Linked DNA regions of Mus musculus: region 2 is linked to region 1. A link is a loop called in an ENCODE intact Hi-C map of the cell type or tissue named here. Cell type or tissue: left cerebral cortex. All regions are shown on one strand. Each heading gives the region's core, and the rest is flanking DNA. Links, peaks and the distances in the headings are about the cores only.

What was found. Hi-C counts contacts between places; a loop is a spot of excess contacts. Peaks named below come from ENCODE experiments on the same cell type or tissue, not always from the same donor. Only the 100,000 strongest peaks of a DNase experiment are listed, where the experiment ranks them.
Region 2: a loop joins it to region 1, with 2.3 times the contacts of the local background. A loop is called at or near these places in 11 of 42 quality-filtered maps.

What each region holds. Positions count from the first base shown.
Region 1 is chr17:53,685,794-53,701,198 of GRCm38, forward strand. It overlaps Sgo1 (shugoshin 1), which reads right to left and starts at 3,522. Exons shown (of 9, transcript NM_028232.2): 1 at 3,418-3,522; 2 at 2,197-2,327; 3 at 1,918-2,065; 4 at 1,291-1,487. The coding sequence starts at 2,059. It also overlaps the pseudogene Gm31532. In left cerebral cortex, for the core only: a CTCF peak has its summit at 3,926; DNase peaks (open chromatin) are centred at 3,623 and 3,899; H3K4me3 peaks cover 1,402 bases; H3K27ac peaks cover 786 bases.
Region 2 is chr17:53,824,942-53,840,346 of GRCm38, forward strand. Sult1c2 (sulfotransferase family, cytosolic, 1C, member 2) reads right to left here. Exons shown (of 8, transcript NM_026935.4): 2 at 13,891-14,068; 3 at 13,429-13,554; 4 at 11,960-12,057; 5 at 8,153-8,279; 6 at 7,144-7,238; 7 at 6,829-7,009; 8 at 4,696-5,173. The coding sequence starts at 14,041. The coding sequence ends at 5,061. Among named protein-coding and RNA genes, the nearest start is that of Sult1c2, 13 kb to the right of the region's middle. In left cerebral cortex, for the core only: a CTCF peak has its summit at 8,597 (motif pointing left); DNase peaks (open chromatin) are centred at 8,585 and 11,935.

The DNA.
Region 1 (15,405 bases), core at 1-8,000:
TGAGCTACAGACTCAGCCCAAGAAAACCTTACACTAAAATATCTCAACCTGCGCATGGCAGCACTTAGATGGCTGAGGCAGGAAGACTTTGGGGCCAGTCTGGTCTACACAGTGAGCTTGAGACCAGCCTGGTCGACATATTGAGATCTTGTCAGAAACAAACAAAGAAACAACGCTAAGCTCTCTACTACTGAAAAACCAACCTTGCGCACTGAAGTACAGGTACAGGATGGCTCACAAGTGATCACATGCATGTGTGACAGAGAAACAAGCAAAGCACCTGATATTAAATGCTAAGTACATATCAGCAACTAACTAGTAACAATACACTTAACGGAAAGTCATCAATAGATGGCATCGAAGGCGCGAGAATAATAGAATTTTTCCCCCTACTGTTTTGAGGCTTATGTCATTAAGTAGTCACTGAACACTGGTTCTTCTAATTTCAGCAAAAACTCTGCGAAGTAGGGGCTGGAGGTATGTATGGCTCAGCAGTTAAGAGTGTGAACAGCTCTTTGGGAGAACCCAAGTCTGGTTTCCAGCACCTATTTCAAGTGGCTCAAAATGCCTGTAACTCCACTCCGATGAGGATCCAATGTCTCTGGCTTCCATGTGCACACACACTCACATACATATACTTGCACATACTCACATACATATATTCACACCACTCACACACACACACACACACACACACACACACACACACACACACAATTAAAAAGGAATTGTTTAAAAACTGGAAAACCATGGGGGAGATTCAGAAACCATTAGGTTTACACTGTACTAACTGAAAAAGGAGGAAAAAAGATTAAGTGTTGAAGGAAAACAATCTTTAAAAAGTAATTGAAATCTTAGAGAAAAGTCATGAAATCATATGTAGGCTTCAAAAATCTCTTCTAGAGATGAGGTCTCATTGTGCAGTTCAGGTTGACCCATAACTTGGGTCTTTCTGAGTTAGCATATTGAGTTCTGGCATCACAAAATCGCAGGTATACATGACACTCAGGAAGAAATAGCACCTTCTAGAAAGACAACTGTCTTCGATAACGTCAATATACACATTATATGTGAGGGCACATATATGTATGTTACTTATTTCTATATAACACCTAATGTTATCCTCTGAACTACACACAGACACACACACAGAGTAAATGGATATAATGAAGTATTTTTTTAAAAAGTGACTCTCCGAAGAATACTTAAGAATATTTTCCATATCTAAATCTATATAAAGCTGAACTGCATATGGCAAAACTACACAGAAAAGTTTTGTACTGAATATACCTGAGTAGTTTCTTCACTTTGTCGGGAAGTTAGCTTCTCTTTCAATGCATACAGCTGACAAGTAAGGTAGTAGCATTCTTTTCTCAGTTGCAGGATGACATCCTGTGCTTCTCTCACTTTGGATTTCTCATTTTCCAAAGCCAAGACTAACAACCTGTTGTTATCTTGGTAATATCTCAGTAGTGTAGCAGTGTTAGCTATAAGATAAAATTTTCAGTTAGTAAGCCTCAACCTAGAAGGTGAAGCAGAGGCTAGAGATATCTCTCAATGGCTAGGAGTGCTTGCTAAGAAACCAATGAGGCCCACAGGTCAAATCCCCTAAAGAGCCAGGTGTGGTCCTGCACACTGGTGACTCTATCTGCTGTGGCAGGACGGAGGGAAGGTAAGGTGTTAAAGGTGTGTGGAGACAGGAGGATCTCTGGGGCTTGACTGGCTGCCACAATAGTTCCTTGTTCAGTGAGAGACCCTTTGCAGGGGAACAGGGCAGAGATTAATAGCAGGACTCCAGAACTTCTACTACAGCAACACCCCACTGTGCTCCACACACAAAGAAACACACACAACACACACAAATGCCACACTTTCAAAGTAAGAATGCTGGAAGAAGACAACACAAAATTCTCTTACTGGGTACTTGGCCCGGTGCAACAATAAAGGACTTGCGTTTCCCAATCCCCGCCAAATTTTTATTCCTTTTTTCTTTCATTCGATTCTTAATGTCTTCAAGGGTATCTTGAAAGGACCTTTTCTGACACCTTTCCTTAGCCATCTTTGTCTTTGAATTAAAAACAAAACAAAAAAAAAAAAAACCAATGAACACTTCTCAGATATTTTTTAAACATAAAATTTAAGAAACATAGGCTGTTCATCAAGAAGGGATTACAAAAGACTAAATTGTAAACTTACTTCAAAAAAAGCAATATTTTGATTTTCTGCTTAGAAATATTAAGTCAGGTGTTGTAGAATAATCCAAGCTACTAAAAAGGCTAAGGCAGGTGGGTCATAGATTTATGCTTGGGCTACATAGTGAAATTCATCTAAAACAAAACAAGAAGAAAAAAGATGTTAGAATCAAGCCATCATAAGAAAAAAAATCCCATAAAATGTCATTCATGCTTTTGCTATAACCTTATCTTCTACTATTTCATAGGAAAGTATTAAATAACTCCAGAAAGTATCAATTATTCATCTTATAGTAAATATTCATTGGAGGCGTACAACATTCTAGGCTCTATGGGAACTTATTATTTTGGGACAGGATATTGCTGTTACCCAGTCTGGTTTTGAACTTAAGAGCTCTCATGTCCTTCCTACCTCAGCCTCCTGAGTAGCTGGGACCACAAATGTATGAGCCATAAGCAGACTTACTTTTCTTACAATGTTTATAGCCAACCTTTAGTGTTTAGGATTACAGTATTAGTTCAGAAGCAATTTATATGTATATCTGGGTTTCTGTTTGGCAGCTTTTCTCTAGTAATTTTGGGGCTGAGAAAACATGTATTCATGTTAATAACAGTAGCGTGCTTCAAGCAAAATAAACTTCCTGGTCTCAAAATTGTAAACTGTTGCCAACCACAATGTGTGCATATAATTGTCACCACAAGAACTATCTTGATTCATCTCCTTTTAGTTAAGTGTTTTCTTGAATCTCTTCTTGAGTATTCTCACCAGGACGTATTTTCCTCCACGCATAATGAAGCCTTAAATTGGTACTGTATATCTTATCTAACCCTTTATTTTTACCAATGTGTATATACGATAGATTGGAGAGGGGAGTTCAACAGAATAAATGCAACGACTTCTTATAAGAATGGGTGGGTCACCATCAAGTTTTAAAAGTTTGCACCGGAGACATCTGAGTGACACACAGAATGAATAACTGATAGAGTTAAAGTTAATTACAGTTTGTTCGCGTGCGCGAGCACAGTGGGATGGAAATCGGGCCTTGTGCGTGCTAGACAGTGCAAGTCGGCGAGAACACCCCTTCCTCCGGCCCCTATCTAAAAAGTTTTTGCTACTTTGATTGAGCAAAAGCCCTGTCGATTTCGGGGTGCTCGCTTTCGCGAGCGGAACGCGTCGTCCGGTCGGAGAGATACCTCCAGTCCCGCCGCCCGTACCGCTCCGTACCTCGGCCACTCAGGTCCGGACGAGCAGATGCAACCTCCCGCTCCGCCGCGCTCCGCAGCTACCGCCGCCACATTCGAAATTCTGCGTTACGCGTATCCATTGGCTGGCCGGACACCATCACGTGACACTCCGGCCCGCCCTTCTCCGTAGACGCAGCGCCCGGCCCCGGGGAATGGCATCACGTGGCGCGCCTGCGCACGCGCAGCTGTGGCTGGGGTGGGGTAGAGGGGGTGGAGTCAGGCTGGAATTGAGGCCTTGGCTCGGCGTCCGCCTTCCCACAGCCTAGAGATCTAGCGACTTTGAGACTGGGTCTTGTCTGGGTGCGTCCCTGACTTCCGGTTAGACCTGGGGTGTTGACGCAGGCCTGAGAGCCCAGCTCTCAGAAGGCTGAGGCAGGAGAATGACGAGTTCGAGTTGAAGCCTGAGTTGGAGCACGAAAGATCCAAACAGATCCTGGCGTGGCTTGTCAGGGCGCCCAAGGCCGCGCAGCTCTTGTGCTCCGGGGCGCGCCCGTGTGGCAAACGTCCATCCAGCACGTTTAGCGCAGGCTCAGCGAAAGGACTGATGTGAGAGACTGGGCTCTCCAGGTTCAGCCCGCTGGCGAGATCTGCGGGTGGGCCTGGCTGATTCAAGAAGAAACGCCAAGTGACAGCCCGATCCTGTCCTGTGCATTTACGGAAGAGATTTACAACCGGCTGCGCTCACCTCAGAAGTCATTGTAGTGCAGCAGCCGTGACTGAATTAGAAGGTCATCTTGTGGGATCCGTTTTTTAAAGTGCTTTCCCGGGAACAATCTAAACTTCTTTATCAGTTCCTGATAATAGTCAAGGAATTGGGTTTAGTCATGCTGAGAAAAGTTCGGCACGCTTACACATCAGGCAGCGTTACTGGGTAGTTCTGAAGGCACACAAAGAAAATGGGAAGGGGAAGGTGGCAGCAGGGAGCCCTACCACAAGACATTTGGAGCCTCCACAGTTGAGTGATTGCTTCATAAGTCATATCCTTGGCAGATGTCTTGTGCCATAAGGTAGATAGATATACGTAGCCAATATAACAAGTTATATTTTACTATGCTGGTCATCACACAAGGTTCACACTCTTAATTTCTTACCTAGGGTCCTAAGATTATCGTTCCACGGCTGCTCATTTATGGCTCTCTTCTTTGTTTTCTGTTTGTTTTTGTTTTTGAGACAGGGTCTTCTTGTAGCCCAGGATGACCTCTAACTCCTTACGCTGTAGAGAAGTCTCTCTGTGTACCTTTGACTGTCTTGGAACTCACTATATATTTGAGGTTGGCCTCAAATGCAAACAGATCCACCTGCTTCTGTCTCTTGAATGCTAGATTAAATGTGTGTACCACCATGTCCATCTCCTAAAAAAGTTTGGTTTTGGTCTGTTTATTTGGCATTCAAAAAACAAAACAAAGCAAAACAAAACAACGGGTTAAGGCAGGTTTTTTACACAGCCTAAGCAGACTTCAAATTCGTGATATTTCTGCGATGACCAGGAACACACAGAGATATGCTAGTCTTGGCCTCCCAAGTGCTGACATTAAAAAAAATTTTTTAAAAAAGATTCCTTTGGAAATGTGGATATGATCCAGATATCAAAAGCTTTTGCTGCTCTTGCAGAGGACCTGAGTTCAGTTCTGAGCACCCATGTCAGGCAGCTCACAACCACCTCTGACTTCAGCTCCAGATTTGATGCCCTCTTCATGGGCACCTGTGTACAGCATGTGGCATACGTGATCAAAGAGAACACATACATATATACAAAAATAAGAATTAAAAAACCCTTTGAAAGATTCTTTAATACTTACCATGTCATGTGCTGTGTATTAATTTGAATAGCATACAAATGTTAGAAACTTGGTGACCAAAAGTTTTAAGGAATTTGTCAGAACCAAAATGCAGCAAACTATCACATCATTTTGGTACCCACTTATATTGGCTTAGTCTTTTCCTTTGTTGAGCAGTCCCAAGCTGTGGAGAACCTATATAAGTGTACAGTAGACAGACAGGCTGGGGAAAGTCCTACTTTTTAGATTGCTTGTAGCTTTCATCTGCATGTTTTAGAAATGTATCTTAACCACTTGAAATAACTTATTAAACCTCAGAATCCTTGCTGTATACTTCTATTTTAGAGGGTTGAATTTCTCAGCCTAGTGCCAAGAATGTAAGTATTTAATTGAATTTACTGCCTGTGGCAGTTTGGATATGCTTGGGCTATGGGAAATGGCACTATGAGGAGGCCTTGTTGGAGGGAGTGTGTCACTCTTTAGGCAGGCTTTGAGGGCTCCCAGGCTTAATTGAATGCTGCTGAAACAGTCTCTTTCTTTCTGTCTTCAGATCAAAATGTAGACCTCTCATCTCCTCCTAAACCATGTCTATCTGCAGGCTGCCATGCTTCCTGCCATGATGATAATGAACTGAACCCCTGAAACTGTAAGCCAGCTCCAATTAAATGCTGTCCTTTATAAGAGTTGCCTTGGTCATGGTGTCTCTTCACCATAGAAACCCTAACTAAGATGCTGGCCGTGCTGGCGTTTTGTTTGTTTGTTTTTGAGACAGCGTCTCATTATGTAGCTTTGGCTGGCTTGGACATAGGTATGTGGATCAGACTGACCTAGAACTCATACAACCTACTGTCTTTGCCTCCTAAGTGTGTGTTTAAGGTATGAGCCACTACACTGCATTCCTATTTTGGCATATTAAATCTCCCCTGTAGGCTCATGGGTTTGAACACTTTATCTCTACATGGTAACGCTGTTTCGGGTGGTTGTAAAACCTTAGGCTATGAGACACAGCTGGAGGAGGTGGGAGGGTTGGGGATGACTGCTTTGGGCCTAGGCTCTCTCTGCTCTGCTCAGTGGCATGTACAAGCATTTACTGCACACTCCCACTGCCACACATCTAGTCTGTCATCCTGCCTTTCCTGCCATGATGGACTTACAACTCCTGAACCATCTCTCCTCCCTTAAGTTGCTTCTGTCATGTATTTCATCACAGCAACATAAACACATGTAACGTAAGCGCATGCTCTGCTCTGTGCCAGGGCGTTCTATGTATTGCTTTATTTATTTTTTATCTTTTTTTTTTTTCCAGAGCTGAGGACCGAACCCAGGGCCTTGCGCTTGCTAGGCAAGTGCTCTACCTCTGAGCTAAATCCCCAACCCCTTATTTATTTTTTTAAATCATAATAAGTCTATGGTGTTTATTGTTAAAAACTGTGTACTTACTCAACATGATATAGAGATATTCATACACAAATAGGTGTATTTGTGTGTTTCTTTAACTTGGATGAGTGTTTGCTTGCATGTGTGCATGCACATTATGTCTACTACCTGTGGAGTCAGGAGAAAACAGCAACCTCTGGGAACTGGACTTACAGATGTGGGTGCTAGAAAACTGAACTGAAGTTCTTTGCAAGACAACAAGTGCTCTTTACTGCTGATCCTTCACTCTAGACTCAGTAGATTTTTTTAAAATTTGGTATATATATATTTTTTTTTTTCCCGGAGAGATAGGGACAGATATACAGATAGACAGAGACAGAGATAGGAGTTGGGAGGATGAAGATGTAGGGAGGGTCTGGGAGGACTTGGGGGAGAGGAAACCATGATTAGATTATGTTGGATGAAAAAATTGTTTTAATGAAAAGAAAAAGAAAAGGTATACTCTAAAAATGGTGTTTAGGCTTGTTTTGGTTAACAATGCAGATAATTGGTAATCTAAAGATCTGCTTTTTTTTTTTTTTTTAATTTACTTTGCAGTTGCATTTTTTTTTTTTTTCCAAGACAGGGTTTCTCTATGTAGGCTGTCCTGGAACTCATGCTGTAGACCAGGCTGGCCTGGGGCTGCATTTTTATATAACACACAATATGAGCTTATCATTTTCATCTCCTCTATTGCTTTCTTTTCTCTCCCTGCCTCCTTGATTTTATACTTTTCCAATCCTTGAATAGTCAGTTTTTTTACTTTGATGTCCCCTGTACCACTCTAAATTCTACATAGGAGTAAAAACCCATACAATATTGTCTTTTAGAGTGTGTCATATTTCTCTTAGCATGGTGGTGTCCAGTTCCATCTGTTTTCCTGCAGTGATATCACTTTGTTCTTTGTAGTTGAATAAATCTCTGTTGTTTCTGTTTGATCTACTCACCTACTGATGGACATTGAGCTAGATCCATATCTTGGCCTTTTCGGCATCTAATAGATGATCATGTGATTTTTTTCCTAGTTTGCTTATATGGTGGCTTACGTTAATGAATTTTTGTATATTGAACCATCTCTACATCCCTGAGATGAAACCTACTTGATCATGGTGCATGATGTTTTGCTGTGTTCTTAGATTTAGTTTGAGAGTATTTTACTGAGTATTTTTGCATCACTGTTCATAAAGGAAATTGGTCCAGATTATAGGTGTGTAAGGCTACACCTGTCTCAGTCATTATTTTGATTACAATGTTTCTGTGTAAATGATATTTATATATGTATTTTTATATTCATAGTTTTGTATTTCCTAAGTCTTTTATGTTTTTCAGTAAGAAAAGAGGTTGTATCTTTTAGGAACTCATACTCCTTTTGTTCTTAATTCCTTTGTGCTGACCTATTCATTTGGTTTGTTTCTTGCCTAGAAAATTCCTTGGTTTCTATGATGTGGATTTTCTGGTGTTTTTCTTCTCTCTCTCTCTCTCTCTCTCTCTCTCTCTCTCTCTCTCTCTCTCTCTCTTTCTCTCTCTCTCTTTCTTCCTTTCTTTGAGACAGGGTCTCTATTATGTATCCCCGACTGACCTGTAACTCTGTAATCCAGACTGGCTTCAAGCTCACTGAGATCCACTTGCTTCAGTCTCCTAAGGGCTCGGAAAAAGGAATACACCACCCATACAAGGCTAGTGATGAATTTTTAAGATATTATTTGACTCTTGGTTTTGAAGGAAATAATCATTTGGTGTGGAATTACAGACTGGCAGATTTTTCTCAGTTGTTGGAATCTGTTTCCTTGTTTGGCCTGGCAGGCATCCCTGTCTCAACCTCTCTTGTTCCTCTCTTCAGAATGTGGCTCCTCCTTGTGGCTGCTTGAAAGATTTTCTCTTTCTTAGATTTTAAGCCATTTGACTGTGATGGATCTATTTCTCTCTTTAAGGATCCTCTCTAAGATCACTCACATCATTTGTGTTAGTCTATTGGAACCCACCAGCAGCCTACGAATGCTCCTTTAATCTGTGCTTTGTTTCATTCTTCTATTTTTCCTTCTTTGAAGGAAATATTTTTCTAAATGCAGATGACCTGAACTCACAAAGATCATGGTGCATGTGTGGAGACCAGACTACTTTCAGGGTTAGTTCTCTTTCTACTGGCAAGCCATCTTTTCTTTCTTTTTCACTCTAATCCAGGCTGTCCTCCCAACTTGTCCTCCAATCCTTCTGCCTCATTCTGAGCATCTCAACATTTTGGATATTATAAACTCCATACTGGCAAGCCATCTTTTCTTCCTTTTGGAGACAGGATCTCACTCTAACCCAGCCTGACCTCCAACTTGTGGCAATCCTTCTGCCTCATTCTGAGCATTGAGGTTACAGATACTAGCCACCATGTCAAATTTTCTTCCTTTCTCATCTTTCCGTTCTTCCCCCTTTCTCTCACTTTTAGAAGTCCCCCCCCCCATTTTCTGAGATTTAGTCAGTCACTAAAGACAAGAAGCTAGAAGTTACAAAGAATTTATTCTTATGTGTTTTTGTGAATGTAACATATGTGCAGGTACCTGGGGAGTTTGAAGAGAGCACATTGGATCCCCCGGAGCTGGAGTTATTGGCAGTTGTGAACCACCTGACAGGTCACTAAGTGTTCTTAACCAGTGATCCATCTCTCCAGCCCATTATCATCTTCTGACTTAAGAACTTTGTTTTTTCTGCATCAACTCATCAACATGTGGAGACCTAACAGTACATTGCCTAGGATCGTGTTTGGTGAGATGGGCTAGACCCTGATCCACAGTGACTATTACTGCCCCCTTGGTTTTCTGGACACAGTGGCCTCACTCTTGCAACCCACCTGCCTTATACTACCAAGTTACTACTCCTTTTAAAAACCAGAATAGTCACATGTATCTGCCATATTACAGAAGTATATAAAGCCAAAGTGCTTGCTTACCATCTTCCTGCTTAAGCTAGTATGTGAATTCAAGCTGTCACATGGAATATTAGAAAGTTGAACTACTTCCCCCACATAGTTTTAAACCTATAGTAGCACTACTTACACATACATACACTTTCGCTATTTTAAGAAAGGTGCTGAACTACATTCTAATAGTTTATCCAGTTGCCACATTAAATGCCAATGTGCCACTTTGCTGGTGACAATTGCTCAGTTTGCAGAATGTCTACCTAGAATGCATAAGACCCATAAACAGGGCATGATGGTACCTGCTAACAGGAGGACTTGGAATTTCAAGACACTCTGAGCTACACAAAGAGTTCAAGGCCAGCTCAGGCTAAATGAAGCTTATCTCAAAGCCAAACCAAACCAAACCAAACCTCCCCACTTAATAATTACTGACTTACCTGTTACAGATCAAAGTAAAAGATCCACAAGTTAGGATAAAAGAAGAATGAAAATAGAAATTTGTGCAGACTGCAGGAGCATAATTTGCATAGCACAGGGTCACATTTTGCAACCAACCCCGGACCTCAACTAGCATTCATTCTATTATGTTAATGAGGCAAGACTACAGTTTATCTCACACCAGGTTAGGCTTTCTGTCAAATCATACCAGTTGGACAGACTTCAGCCTTTTAAGCCTAGATTCTTATTTGCTAAACAAAGAGTTTTTCTGAAATGAGGCAGAAACAGGAAGATCTCAAGTTTAGGTCAGCCTGGGCTACATATTGAAACTCTATTTCAAAATTAATCAAAAAAAAATGTTGTGTCTGGCCAGCAGATCACAGGTTTGTATGAAGTGAGCTGTAATTGCGCTTTCAAAAGATGATTACTCTTATAATTATCTTAATTAATAATATATGGGTGAGTAGAAAATCTTAAATTTGCAATCAAACTGCAAGCTGCAGTCAATGTAACAATGGCAGTCTTAACCATAATTTTTAAGTTTCTTGTGTAACGTTAGGATAATATCTACAACCTTAGGAAAGCAAAACCCAAGTTTAAAACAATTTATCATCTTTAAAATCAATATTAGAAGCATTACTATCATATTATGAAGTTTGGCTGCCAGTTAATACCTATGAATACCTATTAAAGCAAGCTTTAATGCTTTAATAAAGAGGCATTGCTTTAAATCTTATCTTAAATTTTACTATTTAGGATAGGAACCACATTAATTATTATCTAAACTAGAAATATCTTTAGAGACCCAGCCTCTGGGCCTGCCTTATGCCACGTGTCAGAAGGACTCTAAACTTGAGTTATCAAATTTAACACTAACCATCTGTAGCAATGTAACAATTATTAATCTTAACCAACAACTTATGAGCTGAATGTGAAAACATGCAGAGCACATTATCAATAAAAAGGAACCAAATGAAGCAGTTACATTTAGACCATTCAGAGAATATTAATTTTTGTAGCTACAATCATAGAATAAAAGGCACTTTACCATTTGTCAAACACATTAGTCACGAACCATTTATCAGCTTTTTTACACCGAAACTAAGAGGCTGTGCATTTGCCCTTTTCTCCTAAAACAAACAGTTTTTCTAGCAGGGGCCCTCCTGCCATGTGTCTGATTCCTGGCTGAAGCACGTGGCAGCTCTCAGCTTTGCAGATAAAGTTTTTTATACCATCTTTATTATCCAACATAAAACATAGAACATTCATTCATACAGACTGGACACGAACATACATGAATTGAACACGAGAACAGATTGGTGCACCAGACATTAGACAAGACACAAAAGGGGACACAGTACTACTTCTGCTATAAGGCCCAGAGAGAACAAAGCATGGCACTCCTGAAATTTCTCTCTGCTTTTTGGGACATTTTCCTCCCTCATGATGCAATCCGCCTGATTATTAATTTCCTTTTAATAAACCCTTTCTTTTCTCACACCTAAAAATGTAGCTTCGGAGAGCCACGGCCTACCACCTGTTATAGTTCCCAGCTCCTCTTAAGCTTCACTGCTGAACCTAAGTGAATTAGCTCTCGGGTTTAACGCTGTTTCAGCTTAGCCCATACCAACCTTCTCCGGTATGAATTTCCTTTATCCTTTAATTATTTTCTTCTTCTATGGAGCTCCAAACCAGCAGTGCCTCTTCCAAAAATCCTTTGCCATTTCTCAGTCTTGCGTTGGTTCACCAAATGTTGTGTCTGGCCAGCAGATCACAGGTTTGGGTTCTAGCCTGGAAAGGCATTTTGGAAACCTGGAAGAGAAGAGGGGATGGGCTGCGCGAGATAAGGAAGGAACCAAGACAAAGGTCTCTGCTCAAGGTTCAATTTTTACTATTGCGGCACTCAATAGTAGAAGGGGGAGGGGCCCGATTCCCGCCAAATAATCTTGAGGTCCAGTAGCAGGGTGTATGGCTACAAACAGCAAAGCGGCAGGTTCCAGCAGTGGGCGTGGCAGAACAATTGAGCGGGAAGCTCCACCCCTGAGCAAGCAGGTTTCAGGCTGGGGGAGGGGAGACTACAAAAAGAAAGACAAAAATAAGTTAAAAGTTGAAGAAACAGAATTGAACACATTAGCAACAAAATTCTGATTCCAAGTATAGCACTGTCAGAGGCCTAAATATTCTTTGATTGTAGACAGGGGTTCACTGTGTGTAGCCTGACTGTCCTGGAACTCACAGGTCTCTGCTTCTTGAGTGCTGGCACACCACCCCCACCTGACAGAATATTCTTATTTTAAAGTGTGTGGTACACGTGCATGTATGCCACAGCATGCATGTTGAAGTCAAGGGCAGCTTTGGGGATCAGGTTCTCTCCTTCCACCATATGGGGTCTAGCTCAAACAGGTCATCAAGTGTCTCTTCACACTGAACCATCTCACTGCCCCCACCAAATTTTGCTTTTAGAGCTGGTATATTAAAGTAGGAATTTTAATTTTCAGGGGCAGAGTATTCAGATACCAATGCCACCTGAGATATGTTGTGAATCACAATGCTGTACAAAAAACCACTGCTTGTTCTTAAACATATGATAATTCTAAAATCTTGGGGAAAACAAAACAAAAAATCCAAACCCCTTCTAACAGCATCTTTTAATCTGTCTGGACCAGATTTAGACTTCAGGACATTAATGAAGCAAAATGTTGCAAATATCCCAGGTTTATCTCAACTATGATCATACCATACTGCCATCTCTTACTGAAGACTTCAGTTAATAACTGTCGAGTTTAACGTGGCTGCTTATTTCCCCAATATGAATTTTTATAGAACTTACTGTTTAATTGCACATTACAGAAATCTAGGATGGACACTTAACAGTGGAATTTTATCATCCATATCCTAAATACATTTGAGTTTTAATTTTCACCAGTAAAATATAATATATATACATATATATACACACATACTTTGTTCATTTATTCATCCATTATTATTTATTGATTGATTGTGTGTGCATATACCTGTATATGAAGGTCAGAGGACAACTCCTAGGAGATAATTCTTTTCACCATATAGGACCCAAGAATGGAACTCAAGATTAGCAGGCCTGGTAGCAGCTGCCTTTACCTAATTTTCTTATCAGCCCCCAAGTGTTTTGTCCTTTAAGGATTTCTAATTTTTATGTGTATGTGGTCCTGTGCACACAAGTACAGAGGCCAAGGGGAATTGTGTGCTAACCTACATGATGCTAGTAATTGAATTCAGGTCCTCTGCTAGAAGACCACATTATTGCTTGTTATTGCTGGGTTACCTCTCAAAAGCCCACCAAAGATTTTGTTGTTGTTGTTGTTGTTGTTTGTTAATTACTTGGTGCTGGGAAGATGTTTCAGTGTTTAGGAATACTTGGTGCTCCCCTAGAGAGTTAGAGTTCAGTTCCCAGCATCCATTTGGGTGGCTCATGGCAAACTAACTTCTGCTCTAGGGAATCCAATGCTCTCTTCTGGACTCTACAGACACCCATCCTCCTCATGTGCACATACACATAATTTAAACATTAAAAAACCCCTTTATCTGAATATTTAAAAAAATTGCTGAATAGATGTTAAGAAACAGTAAAAACCATTCTTTGAAACAGTTTCATAAAAATTTAATTTAGTAATTATTTTTCATGACCTGTAGTTTTTGTTTTTTTGTTTTTTTTTGTTTTTTTTTAGTTAAGTGTTTTAAAGTCTACTGGTTAACACTGAGATTTGAATTAGGTCGTTTCCCAGTTAAAAATCCTATCTGTACAGTGTTGAGCTTACATATTCTAGAAATATTTACATGTCATACTTTGTGTTTAGCATTGAAACAGAATTAGTAAGTTGCATATGTTAATATGAACTGATGATTAATCTTTTGATCTCTTTCTCTTAAACAACAAAACACTTGTTTAGGAAACGTGCAAGCAGTCTTATGCAGAAATGGAAAAGGGTTTTGCCTGACCAAGGAACACAGTACACGAAACACCAAAGAAAGAAGAAGAGTCCTTTACAGCGAAGCAGTGATCAGTTCAGATGACCCCTATGGCCTCCTGGATGGGCACATCAAAACCACCAGGGGTCTTGGATTCCATGGAAACCTCAGACTAAAAAAGTCCATTATTCCAGCACCGCAAACAATCTCTGTCCCTATAGATGATCTATGTCAGTTTCTCATCTTAGCCACGAATGGACTTTGGCAAGTTTTGGACAAGAAGGAAGTCACTGCACTGGTAATCACCTTGTTTCATGCATATAAAGAAACCCATGTTCCTCGCCCTAAAAGCAAACCCTGGCCACCTATAGGCCTTCTTTCCCCACCAGACAGTAACATCCGAGTGCTGTTCCAGTACCAGCCTGAAAATGAAGACATTATGTCAACTGCAGATGGGACGAAAGGGTTATCTGACTCAATATATGCTGAAGCTTACACTCATCAGGGTACATTTTCTCCAAAAGTGACCCCTTATGACCCTTGCAGCACAGAAGAAAATAGCAGCTTACCCACTATAGACAGTAAGCAGGAAAGTGAGAAAGAACTATGTATTAAGAATTTCTACAAAGGTGCAGCTGAGTACATTGGCTGTGAACTTGTAAGTGCTGCAATAGAAGGGGGTTCCAGCGACAGCATCACTGTTATGGTAATGTTTCTCAATGGGAGCGAGTATCACAGGCTGACATAAAAACATTCCAATGACCTAGAACAGCAAACAGTGCTACAAAGACTCCCGTGAAAACCATTCCTTAGACTGGGAAGGAAATACAAAAGCTGCAGCTTATATATCATGCATATTATGGTGTATACTTTATGTCAAAGACAGAGAAAACTCAGTGTTGCTTTTTACATCACTTTATTCCAACCTGAGCACCTCAATATAAAACTAAACACCAGTGAACTGTTCTCCTTACTAATTTTGAGTTACTGTAAAATGTACAAGTTCTGCTAGCAGATCAACACTTAAATAGATTAAATCATCTGACACATGGTAGATTTCATATAATGAAAATACCTAAAATAATTAGTGCAATATACTGATTAAAATAAAATGGACTTCAAAAAACAAGGCTTCAAGATTATTACTAATAACATTGTAATACTTATGTTATAATTGCAAATACATTGTTTATTATGGTTCTAGCCATGTAAGAACAGCAAAGCCCCTTCCTTTCATAGGGGGAGAAAGAAATAATTAGCTGTTTTAGTAACTGTACATTTTGTATATGTTTAGGCAATTCTTAAATATTATAGGAAATAATAAACATATGGAGACTACAATGCAGTACTCTATTTACAGTACAGCTGAAGATCATATTTAAAATAATCAAGTTTGAATGTACATAATTGTTAGTGCACTGACTAATTATGCCCAAAGGGAAGCAGAGCCCCCTCCCTGTTCCAGACACACCTC
Region 2 (15,405 bases), core at 4,116-12,115, 140 kb after region 1:
GAGTAGAGACAGAGAAAAGCAGAGAGAGAGAGAGAGAGAGAGAGAGAGAGAGAGAGAGAGAGAGAAGTAGAGGCCAGCCATAAGCATGTTGAGAGAAGGAGAATGGGGAGAGAGAGAGCAAGGAGCAGGAGCAAGAGCAAGGGAGAAAGAGAGGGAGAGAGAAAGAGAGGAAGGGGCAAGCAGCCCCTTTTATAGTGAGTCCGGCATACCTGGCTATTGCCAGGTAACTGTGGGGTGGAGCCTAGACTAAATGCCAACATTGTTCAATAAAAAAAAAAACCCTGAGGTCTGGGTCCCTCAGAGACCAGTCTGAGCAGGTCAGCTCATGGACTGCAAAGGGTGAGCAAGTGGACTGAGAAGCAACACAGCTTCGGGGAGAGGCAGAAGCAACACAGATTCTGGGACAGACCCCCATTTAGGGCTCCAGACATCCAGGCACCTTTCCCACCAGAGGAGAGGTGTCCACCCGGGAGGGTTCTTTCAGAGCAGGTCAGGGAGCCATCTTGGGTCCCGGATACCTCAGAGATTAGTCTGCACAGGTGAGAGTGGGGACTACAAAAGTGACACAGCTTCTGGGACAGACCCCTTTTCGGGCTCCTTCCCTGCCAGAGGAAAGGTGTCTGCCCGGGAGGGCTCTGACCACCAGAGCAGTGAGAGAGCCATCTTGTGTCCCATGTCCTTCGGAGACCAGTCTGTGCAGGTGAGCGTGCAGACTGCAGAGGCAACACATCTTCTGGGACAGGCCCTGTTTCAGACCTTCATCTTCAGCCAGGAGGCAGGTCTGAACGCCAGATATCTGTGCACCTTCCCTGAAAAAGGAGAGCTTGCCTGCAGAGAGTACTCTGACGACTGAGACTCAGGAGAGAGCTAGACTCCCAGGTCTGCTGACAGAGGCTAACAGAATCACAGGAGGAACAAGCTCCAACCAGAGACAACTATAACAACTAACTCCAGAGATTACCAGATGGTAAAAGACAAATGTAAGAATCTTACTAACAGAAACCAAGACCACTCACCATCATCAGAACCCAGCACTCCCACCTCAGCCAATCCTGGATACCCCGACATACCCAAAAAGCAAGACTCGGATTTAAAATCATATCTAATGATGCTGGTATAGGACATCAAGAAGGGCTTTAATAACTCACTTAAAGAAATACAAGAGAACACTGCTAAAGAGGTAGAAGTCCTTAAAGAAATACAGGAAAACACAACCAAACAGGTGATGGAATTGAACAAAACCATCCAAGACCTAAAAAGGGAAGTAGAAACAATAAAGAAAACCCAAAATGAGACAACGCTGGAGATAGAAACCCTAGGAAAGAAATCTGGAACCATAGATGCGAGCATCAGCAACAGAATACAAGAGATGGAAGAAAGAATCTCAGGTGCAGAAGATTCCATAGAGAACATGGACACAACAATCAAAGAAAGTGCAAAATGCAAAAAGATCCTAAGCCAAAACATCCAGGAAATCCCGGACACAATGAGAAGACCAAACCTACGGATAATAGGAGTAGATGAGAATGAAGATTGTAACTTGAAGGGCCAGCAATTATCTTCAAAATTATAGAAGTAAACTTCCCAAACCTAAAGAAAGAGATGCTCATGAATATATAAGAAGCCTACAGAACTCCAAATAGACTAGACCAGAAAAGAAATTCCTCTGGACACATAATAATCAGAACAACAAATGCATTGAATAAAGATAGAATAATAAAAGCAGCAAGGGAAAAAGGTCAAGTAACATATAAAGGCAGGCCTATTAGAATTACTCCAGACTTCTCACCAGAGACTATGAAAACCAGAAGATCCTGAACAGATGTTATGCAGACCCTAAGAGAACACAAATGCCAGCCCAGGCTACTATACCCAGCAAGACTCTCAATTACCATAGATGGAGAAACCAAAGTATTCCATGATAAAATCAAATTCACACAATATCTTTCCACTAATCCAGCCCTTCAAAGGATAATAAAGAGAAAACACCAACACAAGGTCGGAAACTACACCCTAGAAAAAGCAAGAAAGTAATCCTTAAACCTAAAAGAAGACAGCCGCAAGAACATAATCCCAACTTTAACAACAAAAACAACAGGAAGCAACAATTACTTTTCTTTAATTTCTCTTAACATCAATGGACTCAATTCCTCAATAAAAAGACATAGACTAATAGAATGGCTACAAAACCAGGACACAGCATTATGTTTTTTACAGGAAACCCATCTCAAGGAAAAGGACAGACACTACCTTAGAGCGAAAGGCTGGAAAAAAAATCCAAGCAAATGGTCCGAAGAAACAAACTCTAGTAGCCATTCTAATATCGAATAAAATTGACTTCCAACCCACAGTTATCAAAAAAGACAAGGAGGGGCACTTCATACTCATCAAAGGTAAAATCTGCCAAGATGAACTCTCAGTTCTGAATATCTATGTTCCAAATACAAGGGCAGCCACATTCATTAAAAAAAACTTTAGTAAAGCTCAAAGCATACATTGCACCTCACACAATAATAGTGGGAGACTTCAACACCCCACTCTCACCAATGGACAGATCCTGGAAACAGAAACTAAACAGAGACACATGGAAACTAACTGAAGTTATGAAACAAATGGATTTAATAGATACCTACAGAAAACTTTATCCTAAAACAAAAGGATATATCTTCTTCTCAGCGCCACATGGTACCTCTTCAAAAATTGACCATAGAATTGGTCACAAAACAGGCCACCGATACAAAAATATTGAAATTATCCCATGCATCCTGTATGATCACCATGGCCTAAGGTTGATCTTCAATAACAACATAAATAATAGAAAGCCAACATTCATGTGGAAACTGAGCAACACTCTACTCAATGATTCCTTGGTCAAGGCTGAAATAAAGAAATTAAACACTTTTTAGAGTTTAATGAAAATGAAGCCACAACATACCCAAACTTATGGGACACAATGAACACAGTCTTAGGAGGAAAACTTATAGCCTTGAGTGCCTCCAAAAAGAAACTAGAGAGAGCATACACTATCAGCCTGACAGAACACTTAGAAGCTCTAGAACTAAAGGAAGCAAATTCACCCAAGAGGAGTAGACGGCAGGAAATAACCAAACTCAGGGCTGAAGTCAACCAAGGGGAAACAAAAAGAACTATTCAAAGAATCAACCAATCAAGGAGCTGGTTCTTTGAGAAAATCAACAAGATAGATAAACCCTTAGCCAGACTAACTAGAGGGCACAGGAACAGTATCTTAACTAACAAAATCAAAGATGAAAAGGAGACATAGCAACAGAAACTGACGAAATAAAAAACATCATCAGATCCTACTACAAAAGGCTATACTCAACAAAACTAGAAAACCCGGATGAAATGGACAACTTCCTAGACAGATACCAGGTACAAAGTTAAATCAGGATCAGATTAATGATCTAAACAGTTCCATTTCCCATAAAGAAATAGAAGTAGTCATCAATAGTCTCCCAACCAAAAAAAGCCCAGGACTAGATGGGTTTAATGCAGAATTCTATCAGACCTTCAAAGAAGACCTAATTCCAACTCTTCTCAAACTATTCCACAAAATAGAAACAGAAGGTACTCTACCCAATTCATTCAATCATGCCACAATTACTCTGATACCTAAACCTCACAAAGATCCAAAAAAAGAAAGAGAACTTCAGACCAATTTCCCTTATGAATATTGATTCAAAAATACTCAATAAAATCCTTGCAAACCAAATCCAAGAACACATCCAACTATCATCCATCATGACCAAGAAGGCTTCATCCCAGGGATGCAGGGATGGTTTAATATACAGAAATCCATCAACGTAATCCACTATATAAACAAACTCAAAGACAAAACCCACATGATCAGCTCGTTAGATGCTGAGAAAGCATTTGACAAAATCCAATATCCCTTCATGATAAAAGTCTTGGAAAGATCAGGAATTCAAGGCCCACACCTAAACATAATAAAAGCAATCTACAGCAAACCAGAAGGCAACATCAAACTAAATGGAGGGGAACTCGAAGCAATCCCACTAAAATCAGGGACTAGATAAGGCTGCCCACTTTCTCCCTACCTATTCAATATAGTACTAGAAGTTCTAACCAGAGCAATTTGACAACAAAAGGAGATCAAAGGGATACAAATTGGAAAGGAAGAAGTCAAAATATCACTATTTGCAGATGATATGATAGTATATATTAGTGACCCCCAAAATTCCACCAGAGAACTCCTAAACCAGATAAACAGCTTCAGTGCAGTAGCTAGATATAAAATTAACTCAAACAAATCAATGGCCTGTCTCTACACAAAGGATAAAAGGACTGAGAAAGAAATTAGGGAAACAACATGGACTCAGCTAAAGTGGGCAAAAGAACAAGCTTCTCCTAAGAAGAGATGACAGGAGATCTAAACTCAATGGGCTCCAAGCTGAGCACCAAGCCTCCATCTCCTTTTGTCTGGGTACAATTTGTGCTTCCCAAAGGCCACCCTCATGCCTTCCTTCTGTTTCTTTTATAACCCAGAACTAGGATTTCCTTTACTAACATTTGGATTTCTGATATCTCCTTGGAGTCCTTCCCTCACTTTCCTCCTACCAGGTAGAATCTATTCCCATAACATATTGTAACAAGTTGACCACAAACAAATTCTTTCCATTGTAACCAGGAAAAACAGATTGAGCAGGGAAGACATTAGGATTTCATACACTTTCATTTAGATGATCCCTTCTATTTGTATGCTTGCCCTTTGGGTAGTTATTTCAGAGTTAGAATCGAGGCTATACCTTCTAAAAGAATGCCAACATAAAATTTATACTATTCAAGGTTGTTTGATTGATTGGTTGATTGATTAGCTGATTAAGCTGTCTTACTGATTTATACTGAATAGTGGACAAAGTATACATTGGACATGATCTGCCTTTATGAGTTGTAATGTGATGTTAGTAATCACAGAGTCAGAGACACAATCTTTGGCCTTTACAGTTTGCTTTCAGGGCTTCCTTTGGCTGGATTGAGGCTTGCAGACAGACTCCTGTTCTTGGTGATCAACATCTTGATCAGAGTTCCATGGAGAAGTTCAGAGAGGTTCTGCCCATCTTTTGCTTATAGATTTCATCAAACCTCTCATTTTGAGCCACAGTAAAGTGGTTTTTCCAATCACCCACAGTTCCTAAAAGACAAAGGCCAGACAGGAGCATCAGTCTCTGATTGACAGCCTTCGTGTCCCTTACTGGAGTGTGGAGTGACCACACTGGAGCTATCCTAACAGGAGCTCAATTCCTCATCCCCTTACCTCTCCTATCTTAGAAGAGGCCCTAGTTGTCTTTGTGCAGGGACACCAGCTTCTAAATCAAGTCATCAATTAATACAGTGTGACCAACAATCTAGGCTCTACTGTGGTACATACATGTACTGGATAGTCAAAGTCATAAAAATGAAGGAATAATTGACATATAGCCATACCAGGAGATCTTAAGATGTTATACTGGCCAGAGATCTGGGACATAAGAAAACATATACTGTGATATTCCAGGTATATGCCATCTGAGAACAAGCCAAACCTACCTAGAGTGAGAAAATTAGAACCTTTTTCTCCATAGGAAGAGATATTGTCCAAAGGAAAGGAATTCTTTGCTTCTTTGATTAAGGGTGTTGATCATATAGCTTTATTTGTTTATAAAATTTATGGAACTGATTAGTTTATTTCTGTGAATTGTTTTTGTAGATTATATCATTTGAATGAGACTGTATTTTTTCAACAAGAACTGATTAAAATAATTTTAGATAGAGAGATACTCAATGGAACACCTGTGAATGTTTCTTATCTGTGTTTCTTGCCCTTGAATATGATGGGCTCATATTCAAGTAAGCAAAAGTGTATAATGTAACCACAGTTTGTGTTATACTGAACAGATTTCTGTCATGGTATCTATATTTGTGTTTTTATGGGCCAAAGCCAGCAAGCAAAGACTAGAACACAAGTGTATGCAGAGAATGCTGGACAAGGATATGCTGGGAAAATGACTACTTGTCAAATCCTCACCAGAGATTAAGAGAGAAAAGTGGTAGAAGTGTTTGATTCATTTCAGGGCCTGGGATACTTGGTATATTGCAAAGTCAATGAAATGAATTAACTCATGTGCTGAAGGTCAAAGAAAAGATATTCTGGAAGACTGTGTAAACCCCAGCCCTGGTAGCACTGCTGTGGAAAAGAATATGTATGCTAATGAGGCAGAGAGAAGGCCTTCATTCCATGTTTAGCTTCTTGCACAATGGGGTTTAGTGAGGATATATGTGGAAAAGTATTGATTTAGCAATTATTTAATGTAATAATTTAAAAACATAACATTTTCCACTTAAAACTGGACCATCTGGACCAATAAGAATTCTTTCAAAATCTAGGAAGCATTAAGAGGCTGGGTCTCCGTAATACACGTTGAAAGTCCTGAAACTGTCATGAGTCATTGTTCATAGTCAAACTATGCACAGAAGCTGAAACGGAGGCAGCAGCTATGGAATAGAAAAAAGGCACAGGGGTGGAAGATAGAAAGTATGCATGTGGATACCAGCTATACTAACAGCACTTAGAGCTTTCCATTAGAGTGGTACCTTCCTGGTCTCCAGGTCTCAGCTCTGATCAGCCTCACCTCAGGCAGAGTTCCCATTTAGGTGTGCACCAAGGCTAGCTCTGGTCTTAGTCATCTGTAAGACTTGCTTTGTAGATTCTCGTGTACACTAAGAACAAATCTCTAGCCTTCTTAGAATCATAACGTGTGAGTTTTAGGGGGACTGTCTCAGAGTGAGGGATAAAGAAGCCCCACCAACCTTTTCTCATGAAAGGGGAAATGGACTGGTCCAGGATAGATTTGGGGGCCGTAGAACGATTTGTCATAGGATTCTCTTTCATTTTCTCAAATGATGTCTCCAGGACTATTTTATCCACCACATCTTCATCCAAATTCTTGCCCATAAACTGCATCACCTTCTGGATTTCATGCTTTGGGTTCTGTGAGTGAGAGTAACATTGAGTTGGACTGGAAGAGAGTTTTTACACTATCACATTTTCCCAGACATCACTGTCAGAACCACCTTCCTAAAGCAGCCTCCCTGTTCGTGACCCAGAAGCAGAAATTTACCTACCCTCTTCATATCTTCATAGAAGAGGAAGAGAATCTGATATTTGTCTCGAATTTCCCACCATCCTTTCACATGGTCAAACCAGGATCCCCAACTTACTGTAACAGACAAGAACAGTTTTCATTTCAGAGCAGAGACTGCCCCACCTGGGGATCCAACCCATAAACAACCACCAAACCAAGACACTATTGTGAATGCCAACAAGAGCTTGCTGACAGGAGCCTGATAAAGCTGTCTCCTGAGAGGCTCTGTCAGTGCCTGACACATGCAGAAGTGGGTGTTCACAGCCATCCTTTGGACCAAGCACGGGGTCCTCAATTAAGGCGCTAGAGAAAGTACCCAAGGAGCTGAAGGCGGTTGCAGCCCCATAGGAGGAACAACAATATGAACTAACCAGTACATCCATAGCTCCCTGGGACTAAACCACCACTCAAAGAAAACACATGGTGGGACTTATGGCTCAAGCTCCATATGTAGCAGAGGATGGCCTAGTCTGTCATCAATGGGAGGAGAAGCCCTTGATCCTGTGAAGGTTCTATGCCTCAGTATAGGGGAATGCCAGGACCAGGAAGCAGGAGTGGGTGGGTTGGGGAGTAGGAGGAGGGGGGAGGGGATAGGGGATTTTCAGAGGGGAAACTAGGAAAGGGAATAACATTTGAAATGTAAATACAGAAAATATCTAATAAAAAGATATATATGTATATGTGTATGTGTGTATATATATATATATATGGTTTTGTTTTCTTTTGTGTCAGTCTTGGTGTTTTCCCTTAATATGCTAATTAAAGTGGCATTGTGTTGATTATACACAATCACTTGCACGCCATTACAACACGATACATATAAGCTGAGGGAAGTCTATAGTCCAGGAATCCCCCCAAATAAAGCGTTTTGACATAAGCACAGGACACTCTGGAGAATCAACTGTCACAGATAGCTCTCTCAGCTCAGCCTCTTTGGAGTAGAATACAGAAGAAGGGAAGGGGAGAACAAAGCATTTTTATTTATTTACCTTTTCCATTGATGAAGGTTTCAAAATACTCATCCCAGGTGCCTGGCTCTGGGAGCACCTGGCTCATCCTGTAGAAGTGGTAGTAGGAAACCATGCAGTCTTTAGCATTTCGAGCTACATAAAGGAACTTTGGAGAACAAGAGAAGTGGGTTAAAGGGTCACAAAAATGAGAAGTTCTGAGTTTTTGTTCTGGCTGAGTCCTCTTGGGGGAGGCTCAGCTCTCCTGCCCTGGCAGCAAGACTCATCCTAGAGCATTGTTGCCAATTATGATACGTCCAGCACAGCCCTAACTCATTAACGGTTATCTCAATTCTTGGTCTCTCCTTTATTATCAGGGGCTATTATCAGAGTTTTCTCTAGAAACTCTGACTTGTTACCCAACTAAGATGCCAATGAGCCTTCCAACAACCTCAGCGTGATTTCTGGGAAAGCAATAGCTCCACCTGGTGTTTCTATGTGGAGCAGCACTTGCTTTGACTATAAACCCTCTCCATAGCTTCCATAATGATCACTTTAGAATCTGTGTGTTTTCACACAGAATAAACAAATGCCAGGTGCCTTTGAATAAGGGCCCTGCTGGGAGACCTTGACACCTAGCCCATGGTTTCTCCAAGTAAACATGCTGCTGTGCTCCAATGGAAAGAATTTTCTAAAGTGTTGGTTTATTTTTTATTTTTTTCACTTGAATTCTTGAACTTTGTACCTCAGGTTGTCTATCACCTCAGTATTGCCTGACATTTTATGAATGTCTTCTTTCCTTTTCATGTATGTGAGTTTCAGGCACATTCACATGACTCTTGCCTTCCCTCAACTCTCATTCACTCCCTTTCCAAGTTCATACATTTCTCTATTCAGATGCACATAGGCTGGGAGTTAGGATAGTTCTGTTTTTTTAATTTTCAGTGTTTCATATATAAATTTCTAACTATGTACATATAATGTATATATAATAAATACATGTATGTGTGGGCAATTATAAAACACCATTTTTTTGATGATTTGACTTAAAATCACATCTTATTTCTTCATTTCTTCATATCATTTTTTATACAATTATTTATTTTTATCCAGCATTAACATTTTCTTATTTTTCCGTATAACAGGTTTGTCAGAAGTTTTGCGGAGCTAACTCTGGCTGTTCTTTAGCAGAGAACCTTATGAAGGTCTCTTCCCTGATGTATGCTGTAATGTATGATGGTTATCACAGTGGTAATCTGGGGGTCTAAGCTGAGATGACTTCTGATACGATTCATATGCATTTCTGTTCGATATACTCGTGTTTCTGGCATTGGAGTCATCTTATGCTGACTTGTATGAGATGGCAGTGTCCTGGACAGGCCAAGCAGAGGGAATTAATCTTTACACTATTGAGAGATGACATAAGGCGACCCAGAAGCTGCCCATGGTCTCATGTACCATTGACAATGTACACTATATTGGTAAATTGTATTCTGTTGTTTGAATTCACTGAGAAGCCATCTCTGGCAGTGGGGTTACACCACACACACACACTTCAAAACCAAGCATTTTTTCTAAGTTTTCTCTAAGATTCCTTATCTGGGAAGGGACTAGTCCACTAACTCTGTGACTAGGAGGGAAAAGGACAGCAAAATAGCTCAAATTAACTCTTTGTGTTACTGAGAACATCTGGAAGGTGAACTATTTCCTACAGGTGGTACTTTGTTTAGCCCTTTGGGAAAGAGATGCTAGAAGATCAGTTCTCAGACACAGAGAGAAAGCTCGATGTGAAATTCCAGCTGGTGCTTAAACTTCCCCAGTCAGTTTCTCGAAAATGTTGTGAGCACAGGATCTGCTGATGTTGGCACTCTTGATGGGTAAGCTGGCTGGCTATCCTAATGGAGATTCATCAGTAGTTTTTGCTAGATGTTTGTGAGTCCTACCTTTGTAATATTATCTTCCTGCTGTGATTTGTTTCTTGACCAGGAAGTGTTACCCAGGGGCACACTATATTGTGCTTGGCACTCTCTCTGCTGGGACCACCAGCTGACAGACACAAGAGAGCTTGCCCAGTCAGTTTCTGCTTCATGATTTGAGGACCTGATTTGTTGTTAGTCTGTCTGTCTATCTCTCTCCATCCTTCCATCTGCCTGATGCTTTCTATGTATTCTTTTTCTTTGGCTTGCTATATATACTTTAAAAACTCATTCAAATCTGAAAATATAGTCATTGAAGATTATTCTCTACCACAGAGCTTAGCTCCTCCACCTATGCATACAAGGAGGATGCTGACCCATGTTTCCTCTGCCCTCTCTGCTCATTCTCTTATCTTCTTGTGCTTGGGCTCTATTCCAGTCCCCGTGCAAACAGTAAAGCCAATGTTGCTGACTTTCCCAGGACATCAAATACCACTGCACAGCTCCAGGCTGATTCTGCTTTTCTTAATTGTTTTCCATTTTATTTCCTGTAACTAAGCAATTTTCTCAACTTTTTTGATCTCAGTTGGACAACATCAAGAGGTGTTCCTCCTTGGTTTCCTGATAGCTGGTTTCAGTAATGCCAGGAATAGAATTGTCATTCCTTACCCAGCTGTACTGACAGTAGACAAGTCTCTTGATCATGGGAGTCACAGCTTTATTCCTGCTATCTAGAAATATTTTAATCCTTTTTAAGTAATCCTTAATTTTAAATTATGTGATAATTTTAAGTATATTGATGTTATTGCCTGCTTGTATGAACATGCCAAATGTGCATTCAGTATCTACAAAAAACAGCAGAGGGCATCACATCCCCTAGAACTGAAGTTTCAGACAGTTGTGAGTCTCCACATGGGTGCTAGCATCAGAGCCTGTGTCCTCTAGAAGAACAGTCAATGCTCTTAACCACTGAACCATTTCTTCAGTCGTTTTTTTTCTTTCTTTCTCTATTTCCCATTTAGAAAAAGAATACCCTTAAAAAAAGCTATTGAAAGCCGGGTGTGGTGGTGCACATCTTTAATCCCAGCACTCAGGAGGCAGAGGCAGATGGGTGTCTGAGTTGGAGACCAGCCTGGACAGCCAAGGCTACAGAGAGAAACCCTGTCTAGGCAAATGAAAAAGAAAGAAAGAAAGAAAGAAAGAAAGAAAGAAAGAAAGAAAGAAAGAAAGAAAGGAAGGAAGGAAGAAAGGAAGGAAGGAAGGAAGGAAGGAAGAAAAGAAAGAAAGAAAGAAAAAAGAAAGAAAGAAAGAAAGAAAGAAAGAAAGAAAGAAAGAAAGAAAGAAAGAAAGAAAGAAAAGCTATTGATTGCCTCATCCTGAGATCTCAGCTCCATCCACTGCAGGGTTACTCTACCTTGTACACTCCTACCATGGTCCTGGATCCTTAACGTGTCAGGAACATACTAGACAAGACACTAGGGTACATGACATAGTCCTGTACCCTAAAATGTCAAAAATGAAACAAGCCTGTAGGCTGCTGAGGCTGCGGCCAAGCCTCCTGTGAGGCTACAGTGGGATTTACCCTTTGATCACCAGTCCTTTGCACTTCATCTGCTCCGTCTTGTTCGTGCTCCATTCCATAAGTCCTCCTATGACCTACAGTCTATGGTTCCTGATCCCCACACCCTGTCTGTGTCACTGAAGAACAGATGATTTCCAACATCTCAGTCTGGCCTCTGCCTTCACATCACCTTTGAAAGCATCAAGGGAAACACCCTACTAAGTCTAGCCCGGTGTTTGACTTTACTGCCAAGTATTAGGTCTCAGCAGTAGAGAATAGTTAGTGTTGAGGAAGGTAATCTCACCCAGGCTTTGGAGACCTGATTCTCTGGGTTTGCTGCTCCAGTCTCCATGGGAAATGCTGCTATCTTACCTTACAGTTGTTTGTCCAGAAAGATGGTGGCAGCAGCTGAGTGGGAAGATGGGTCCTTAATATCCTTGGAGCTGGCATCTCATTGGCTTTGTCCACACCTGTAACCGAATTCAGGCACAGTGCATGAGAACGCCCACTCCAGGTGCTGCTTTCTCAGAATACCTATCATGGATATGGATTCACTTATTTTCCCTCTTCTGTGGGGAGAAGCTTTAGAAGAATTTGAGAAGTATTGCTTTTGTGTTTGCCGGCTTACATAGCTGAAGTGCTGGGTACAAGCTTTGAGTGAATTAACTTCATCATTTTGCAAAAGAGAAGTTAGAGGGTTAGAGAAGTGTGTGTGTGTGTGTGTGTGTGTTATTAAGAAAAACCCAAATAGCACTGCTTCTCAGCCCATGACCCTTAAAGTAGCACTTTTCTTTGGAAAGAGAATAGCAAGTCCCTGCCAAGGACTTATATATGAATTTCTAAATGCACTGACATGAAGAAAGGATATCCTGACATGAAGACATCCCCTTGCCTGCGTTACAAGTTTCTAAGTATATCTGATCAAGAGCTTTCTGTCTTGAAACAGTTGAATGAATTTATCAAAGCCTGACAATGGCTGTTCCAAGAGTGTCATAGTCAACACTAGAAGGGTTCTGCTTTCTCACAGCAGCATTTGCAAGGGTTCAAAGTTTCTGGTAACATCACTCCATGATGTGATGAGTTAAAATTGGTCCCTAGCCCTGACTTCTGTCTTCTGGTTGTCCTTGTGAACTTTCCTCCATGTATGAAAAGAAAAATCATCAGGTTAACTTTATGTGAAAAACATTCAACTGAGCAAATAATTGCCTCTGCTTGTGTGTGTGTGTGTTTATGTGTATCTGTGTGTGCATGTTTATTTGTGTATGTGTGTACGTGTGTGAATGTGTGTGTGCCTGTGTGTTTATGGTGTCTGTGTGTGCATGTATATGTGTGTATGTGTGTACATGTGTGTGTGTGTTTTGAATCATCAGACACTGTCCAGAAAGCACTTGGTTATAAAAGGGTAGAGTACTGAGAGCAAAGGGGTGTGAACTGCTAATCAATAGAGTTCTATACCTTCTTCTGTTCTACAGTTACACATGACCAGAGCAAAGTTTTACTAATAAAACGAGGCAGAATTTTGCCTCCATATGCATTTATCTTCCTTGCTGACTCACATTTGGTGGAAATAGAGAAAAGAAAAGAGATGAATCTGGGAAGAATTACTCATGCATTTAACCCAGCACTCAAGAGGCAGAAGCAGGAGGATCTCTATGAGCTCAAGGCCAGCATAATATCGTGAATTCCAGTACAGCCAGAGCTATGTAAAGAGATGCTGTTCAAAATAACAATGAAGGGGAGGGAGGGAGACAGAGGGACAAGAAAGAAAAAGAGGAGAAGATGAAGAGACCAGGACAGGGATAAGACAGGAGAGGAACATATATGGAGCCAGAGTCTCTTACCTGATGGTTGGGGTGGCCGTGCCCACTCAATAAAAGGGTGTCGGTGTTGAATGATGGTTCGCCGGCACTTCTCTACATCACCATTCTGCTCAATCATGTCCACAATTTCTTGAATCCATGTTGTCCCTGGGGAGACCAAAAAGATTAAGAGTCAGAAACCTATTATTCTTCAAGCATACTAATGAAGGGGTGTGGATGCAGATGTTGGCTTTACCTTCCACTCTAACCAGGTTTCTGTTAGCTATGGAAGGAAGACTTTGGATCTCTGTGCAAGGTGGAAGAGTAAAGACAAAGCTCACTTCTTCCCAAGAAAAATGAATGGTAGAGGAGACTAAGCTTCAAAAATCTCAGGGCTGACACATTTGAGGTGGCACCCATCATGGAACAAAAGTGGCCAGCTTGTCATTGTAGGATTCCAATAGCTCAGCGGATGAGGCTGGGGTTATTACTTTACCAGGTTACCTGATTTAGGGTAAGTACAAATGAGGAGGTCGTCTGGCTTGGCCTCGAAGGTCTGAATCTGCCTCCAGTTGTCCACAGTTGGAGCCTGCAGTGGGATCCCTGCTACCTCTTTCAGTTTGGTTTGTCTGCTCAGTTCTGGGGTCAAGGCCATGATGTCTCAGGAAGGAAGGTCCAGTCCCTGTGAGAAAATATCAGAATGGAATTCTTATAGTACTGTGATAAAGTACACACAACATGAAAGTTGCTATTAACGATCATAAGTGGATGGCTCAGTGGCATTAGTAATATTCCCGCTGTTGAATGTACATCATCACCTTCCATCTCCTGAAAACTTTTTACTTTCCTAGATGGAAACTAGGAGCCCATTAGTGCTAAACCTCTGTTCTTTGGAGCCTGGTTACCATTATTTTCCTTTTTATCTCCTTAAACTCTAAATACTTTAGAGAAGCAAATTCTCTTTGTCCTTTTTGAATGGATTTGTTTTATGTAGTTGAATGTTCTTAAGGATCAACTGTATTGTGGCATGCCATCAGATTTTCTTCCCAATTAATGCTGACTTTTACTGCATGCCTGCTTGTAGTGTGGTTTGTTTATCCTTTTCCCTGTCCATGGGCACTTGGCGTGCCTCCTTTCAACTATTGTGCTATAAACACAATGCACAAATATCTAAGCTCCTACGTTCATATTTTTGGATTCATAACTCAATGGAGATGTGCAAGATAGTATACTCACATTTTTGAGAAGTTGTCATAGCACTGTTCTACAGTGGCTGTATTATTTAAGAGGACCACCAGCCGTGTATTTTCACTGACTTGTATCTCACTTAAATATCTATCCCAATAGATTTGTTTACTTTTCCTTCATGACTAATGGTGAATATCTCCTTATGTGCTTACAGTCTACTTTGTCTTTTTCAGAGTGCACATTTTTGCACTGTTTGCTGTTGGTTGCTATACCTAGAAATTTGTAAATACACAAATAGGAGGGTAGGCGAATAAGTGACTATTGAAGTTTCAGAAGACATCTACTACGGCTGCTCAGTGATTGCTATACTGTGTACCTTTATTATATTTATTATAATTTGTTTTTATTTTTTACTTAACTCAAGCCACAGAACATTAAGAGAGAAAGGTCTTTGTGGAAAGTTTAACAGTAAACAATTGCTGGAAATTGAGTAAAAGAAAATTGCTCAGCCAGTCTAGGGAGTGAAAGAAAGGAAAACTGTGCCCAGGCTGGCCAGACCAGCTCTCAGAGTGACACCTTCCCAGAGAAAGCTGAGTTCTCTAGAATGGATGCAGTGCTTTTAGAAAATGATGATCTAATTCTTCTCGAAAGCATTTCAGATACGAGCAGCAGCTATAGTTGTAGTATGGCAGAGAGGGTAGACTTCTCATAAAACTCTGAGATGTGATGTAAACAACTTCAATCGAGGAGGATACGAGTACTGCCGTCTCCACTTCCTTTCTTTTCTTTCAAGGGTGAGAGTGGGTAGGGTCTCTCTACATATCCCAAGAT